Regions from separate parts of the Homo sapiens genome. Here region 1 is linked to region 2. The links are chromatin loops, found by intact Hi-C in ENCODE. Cell type or tissue: Caco-2. All regions are shown on one strand. Each heading gives the region's core, and the rest is flanking DNA. Links, peaks and the distances in the headings are about the cores only. Region 1 has its middle 28 kb from the start of MANSC4. Region 2 has its middle 32 kb from the start of PTHLH.

Evidence for each region. Hi-C counts contacts between places; a loop is a spot of excess contacts. Peaks named below come from ENCODE experiments on the same cell type or tissue, not always from the same donor. Only the 100,000 strongest peaks of a DNase experiment are listed, where the experiment ranks them.
Region 1: it touches region 2 in a loop (12-fold over the local background); 3 of 110 quality-filtered maps call a loop at or near these places.

Annotation. Positions count from the first base shown.
Region 1 is chr12:27,806,447-27,809,361 of GRCh38, reverse strand. No RefSeq gene overlaps it. Among named protein-coding and RNA genes, the nearest start is that of MANSC4, 28 kb to the right of the region's middle. RefSeq lists an enhancer at 1,738-1,907. In Caco-2, for the core only: a CTCF peak has its summit at 1,784; no DNase peak of the experiment used is centred there.
Region 2 is chr12:27,939,320-27,942,234 of GRCh38, reverse strand. No RefSeq gene overlaps it. Among named protein-coding and RNA genes, the nearest start is that of PTHLH, 32 kb to the left of the region's middle. In Caco-2, for the core only: a CTCF peak has its summit at 1,215 (motif pointing right); a DNase peak (open chromatin) is centred at 1,254.

The DNA of each region.
Region 1 (2,915 bases), core at 302-2,801, 130 kb after region 2:
GGCCCACAAAAGTCATGAGATGGCTGGAATCCGGGGTAATGTAGATGGCATTGCTGTGGGCAATAACTAGATGGGAAAAAATGTAGAATGTTCTCTCACAATTAGGCTGCCTTGGTTAAAATAAAACGTGTTCCAAATCAATGCCTCAGAAGGATTATGGAGTTGCCACAGTTTGGGCTGTGAAATAGTCCGTGAAGATAATAATAAACAGTGCTAATGAATGTTCCCCATCTGTTCTTTCTCCCCTTAATGGCTATCAGATAAGAGAACGGAATAAATCAGCAGCCTTTGTACGCTGTCTAATATGCCATAATGTGAGCCCTGGCCTTGGGTCTGTTTGTGTTATTTTCTTAAAATAGTCACAGAGAAGGCCCCTGGAGAGTTCCTTTTTCCCATGACCTGCCCAGACCAGAAGGCTTAGGATGACTCTGGTCCTCAGAAACAAAAGCCAAAGAAAAAAAAAAGCCAAGAAACCAGGCATGGTGGCTCACGCCTGTAATAACAACATTTTGGGAGGCCGAGTTGGGGGGAATCACTTGAGGCCAGGCAGCCTGGCCAACAAGGTGAAACGCCATCTCTACTAAAGATACAAAAATTAGCAGGGCGTGGTGGCATGCACCTGTAGTCCCAGCTACTCAGGAGGCTGAGGCAGGAAAATCGCTTGAACCTGGGAGGCAGAGGCTTCAGTGAGCCAAGAAGGTGCCACTACATGGGCAACAGAGTCTTTCTCTGTCTCAAAGAAGAAAAAAGAAACCTAAGACAAAGGAATCAGGTGATTCCCGGGATTAGAACAACACTGTCTTGACTCTACCACTGAACACTTGGCTTTGCTCTGAAGAATCCCCCTCCCTCAATGGGTACGGTCTCGGTGAGACTTCCCAAGGGGCCCCATCCCATCCCCAGCCTAGGGCTGGACATGTGACCCCAGCAGGACAATCAGGGTGCTCACTCCTTCCATTTCCATTCAGGGCTCATGGCACGAGACCTAAAGTGGGTTGGAGTTTCTGTCCCATTGGTGGAGCCCCGAAGAGATTGTCCTTGAGTTCCCAACTGCCAGAGCTGCCATCGTTTCTGTTTCTTTCATGTCCTATTAAAGATTGAGTTAAATCCTATCTTTTTAGTAACTTTTCTTTCCTTCCCTTCCTTCCCTCTTTCCTTCCTTCCTTCTTTCCTTCCTTCCTTCTTTCCTTCCTTCCTTCCTTTCCTTCTTTCTTTCTTTTTTCTTTCTTTCTTTCTTTCTTTCTTTCCTTCTTTCTTTCCTTCTTTCTTTCTTTCTTTCTTTCTTTCTTTCTTTCTTTCTTTCTTTCTTTCTTTCTTTCATCAGCTAGAGTCAGTGTCTGTTGGTTTTTTAAAAAATCCTGACTGGTGGGTACCTTCCAGGTACTGGAAGGTGACAGAAATTAGCCTCCATGGGACACTGAACACTGACAGCACTGAATTCATAGACATTATTTAACATCTGTACCTGCTAACTCATGCACTCAGCTAAGAAAGGTACCGTGTTTTTTCATTAAAAGTTGAAATCAAGGTAAGGCTAACGGTCTACGGCCATACCACCCTGAACATGCCCGATCTCATCAAACTATGGCTAACGGTATAGGATTTACCTATCCTGTTCTTTCAGACTTGTAATTATTAAAATGACATTATTAGGCATTAAAATGACACGCATCATGGGGATGTGGGGAGGTGGGGAAGGTAGGCAACTCAAAGCAAACTTCATTTCAGGCAGTGCGCCCCTTCTCAATGAATGGCATGTGAAGCAAACAGCACATTTTAAAAGGTTTTTGAGATAAGATTTAGTACCTGTTTTGAGCTGAACGGTGCCCCCTACCTCCTTAAAAAAAAAAATCAGCGTATCTTTTTTTTTTTTTTAAGGAGGCAGGGGGCAGAGGTTGCAGTGAGTTGAGATCAGGCTACTGCACTTCTGCCTGGGAGACAAAGCAAGACTCTGTCTCAAATAAATAAACAAAACCAACAGACAAACATATACATACACACCAGATTGTATAAGAAAAGTCACCACCAGCCACAGACCACTTGTTATTACAGTGCCTCTTTCTAGATCTCTTGCCTCTGACTTCTTGTCTTCCTACCCAGCAGCACCTCGAAATCCACCAGGGCTGAAAGTAGCCTGAGCAGCGGAATCTCTGCCCCTAGACTTCCTCAGGAAACCCTTCACAGGCCCACATGGGGGTCAGACCACACTTTCTGACAACAACATCGCCTACCTTTTCTACATCTCTTTCCGCTGGCATTCAGATTCTGAATAACTGTGTATTTGTGCCATTCAATTCAGATTTTAGAAAAAAAAAAAAACAGTTCTACGAGTGACAATAATATCACTCAAGCCCTAATATTGATTCTAGTGATGAGAAAATAATGAAGCGACGGGGCTCCATTCCCATTTGCCTGCGGGGCCCCCTGAACTCCTAGGCGTTTGCCTCACTACTGTCTGTGGGCAAACTTCCTTTCCAGCCACAGCCAGAATTCGAAACTTCTCCCATCTGCGTGACGCATTATGTACGTTGGTAGAAGAGAAAAGTACACTGTTTTCCTAATAACCGTTGTTCCTCAAGAAAACACTTTTTTCCTATAAGGAAATTTTAGGGCTACATAAACCAGAAACCTATATATTTTCAGAAAACCCAAGGAGGCTTCAAAACCTTTCCAATTTAACAAATACTTCCAGAATCTGCTGTGTTACATGGCTCTGGTGTATGTCCTGACATAGAGTGATAAAAAGATTAATGAAACACTCTATCATCAAGGAAACTACAGTCTAGAAGAGGAATAAGACAAGCACATAAGAACTGTTCTATGAGACAAATATGTGTGCCCTGAGAGAGAGATAGCTGAAGCTGTATCCAGGAACAAGTATTTTCAGAAGGCTTATCTTCCATAACACTGTAAAC
Region 2 (2,915 bases), core at 124-2,623:
AAGAATCGCTTGAATCCAGGAGGCGGAGGTTGCAGTGAGCCAAGATCGTGCCACTGCACTCCAGCCTGGGTGACAGAGCAAGACTCCATCTCAAAAAAAAAGAAAGAAATCACACCACTGATCTGGTGAAAGTTATTAAGATATTAGAGTACTATGATGTTGTGATAATTACAGACCTTTTTCACTAGCATAGCTTCTCTTCATTTGTAATATTGCCTAAGAGTGAGCATTTCTTATGTACTGAGCACTGTCAAGGGCATTGTATGCATTATTTCATTGAATTCTTCAAAACCCCTCTGAAGTAGGTAAGGTGATTGTCTCATTTTGCAGATGAAAACCATTAAACTCATTGATTCAAAGAACATGTGCCCAGAAAGGTCATGTCAGAATTGGAAGCAGACAATCTGAGTCCAGAGCCTCTGCCTTTCCTAAAATATAGATTAATTCATAAATTCAGATATCATTAGGGAATTTAAAAAGTCAAAAATTTTGCTACATAGTCTTTACAATTGACAAATAGGAAAAAGAAAGAAGAAAAAAAACCGATGCATAAGGTAAGATGTTGAAATTTCTTACATTAATTTAATATGTATGGTCTATTTGTCTTCTGGAAAAAATAGCATTTCCCATTAATTATAAAATAGTTCTAAATTATGGAATAAAATACTTGCTTCATGCCATATGATTTAAAACTTATTCATTAGCAAGCACCACAGATTTTCTTATATTCAAATATTATTTTTTCTCAATGTCAACATATACCACTTTTAAGCCTAAGGACTATTTGATCATCACTTTGAGAAGTTTCTTGTTGCAAAATAACAGGTTGGCAAAGAAAATACTGAATTTGCCAACTTAAAAATGTTAGTCATGATATTTATGTCTAAAGTTCATCATTCGTTTTGTAAAACCTCTAGTGTCTTTTCATTATTATTAAATATTGAAGTTTTCTAAAAACACAAACCAACAAAAATTTTGGTATGAATTATGCCACATTAATATAAAATTTCCAGAGCTTCAAAAGTTTTTTTTTTTAAACCACATAAAACAGAGCTGGAAGATATTTTAAAAGGTCACAAGGTTCATCCTCAACCACTTGCAATCAAGACTAGTATCTAAGAGACACATTTTAAGATTGTTTACTAGAATAATTTCAATCATATTCATAAATTGTGCTCTGATTATTTAACATGAAACATGTTACTGGCATACTCTTAAATTCAGCTGACAGCCTGGGAGTGACCACGAGGTGGCAGCACAGGAGACACTCAGCCTTGAATTCAACTTGTACTCCCCTGACTGGAGGAGTAAGCCAGAGAAAGGTAGGTATAGAAGAAGACGCAACACTCTCCTTTCTCTTAGAACTTTCAGATTGTGTGGCTTTGCTGGCCATTCCATTTATGGGTTAGAGGAGCCAAAAACAAGAATTACTTTTTTAATGGAGGAAAATATCACCTATAAGCTCATTCCTTTTCACGTTTTCCTTCATAGGCATGTTTTTGCGTAGTTGTTGTACATATAATTTTCTGGTCTTCTAATCTATTTTACACTGTTTCTGTTTTCCTGCTTTAAAATTTCAATGGATGGCTGGGCAGTGTTTCAGGCCTGTAATCGCAACACTTTGGGAAGCCACGGCAGAAGATCTCTTGAGGCCAGGAGTTCAAGACTGGCCTGGGCAACATAGCAAGACCTCATCTCTACAAAAATTTTAAAAATTAGCCAGGGGCAGTGGCATGTGCCTGTAGTCCTAGCTACTCAGCAGATGGAGGCAGGAGAATCACTTGAGACCAGGAGTCCCAGGACGCAGAGAGCTATGATTGCGCCACTGCACTCCAGCCTGGGCAATGGAGCAAGATCCTGTCTTAAAGAAACTTTTTCAAAAAATGTCAATGGCTTCTCCCTGCTCTTCTCAAATGGCCCTTGATGGTCCCTCCAGCCTTTTCTTTTCCAAAGTGATCTCCCTGCAGACCACAGGACATGGCACAGTGAAACACACTCAATTCATATTTATTGAAGTTTTCATTTTTTAAAAATTATTGTGGCAAAAAAATAAGGTTTTCTATCTTAGCCATTTTAAGAGTGCAGTTTAGTAGTGTTAAGTATATTCACATTGTTCTACAACAGATCTCCAAGACTCTTTCGCCATGCAAATCTGAAAGTCTATGCCCATTAAACAATTCCCCTTTTCCTCCACTACACCCACCAGTCCCTGGTAACCACGATTCTACTTTGTTTCTGTGATTTTGACTACTTCAAATACCTCACATAAGTGGAATGATATGATACTTGTCTTTTTGTTACTGGCTTTTTTCACATAATATTATCGGGGTTTATCTATGTTGTAGTATGTGACAGAGTTTTATTCTTTTTTTTTTTCTTTTTTTTTTTTTGAGACGGAGTCTCGCTCTGTCGCCCAGGCTGGAGTGCAGTGGCGTGATCTCGGCTCACTGCAAGCTCCTCCTCCCGGGTTCACGCCATTCTCCTGCCTCAGCCTCCCAAGTAGCTGGGACTACAGGCGCCCGCCACCACGCCCGACTAACTTTTTGTATTTTTAGTAGAGACGGGGTTTCACCGTGTTAGCCAGGATGGTCTCGATCTCCTGACCTTGCGATCCGCCAGCCTCGGCCTCCCAAAGTGCTGGGATTACGGGCGTGAGCCACCATGCCCGGCTGTTTTATTCCTTTTTGAGGCTGAGTAATATTCCATTGTATGGATTTACTGTGTTTTGCTTATCCTCCATCCATTCATGGACATTTGGATTGCTTCTATCTCTTGGCTACTACGAATAATGCTGCTATAAACATGGATGGGCAAATATCTCTTTGAGATCCCTCATTTAGCTTTTTTGGATGTATACTCAGAAGTGGGATTGCTGGACCATATGGTACTTCTATTTTTAATTTTTTTAGGAAGCT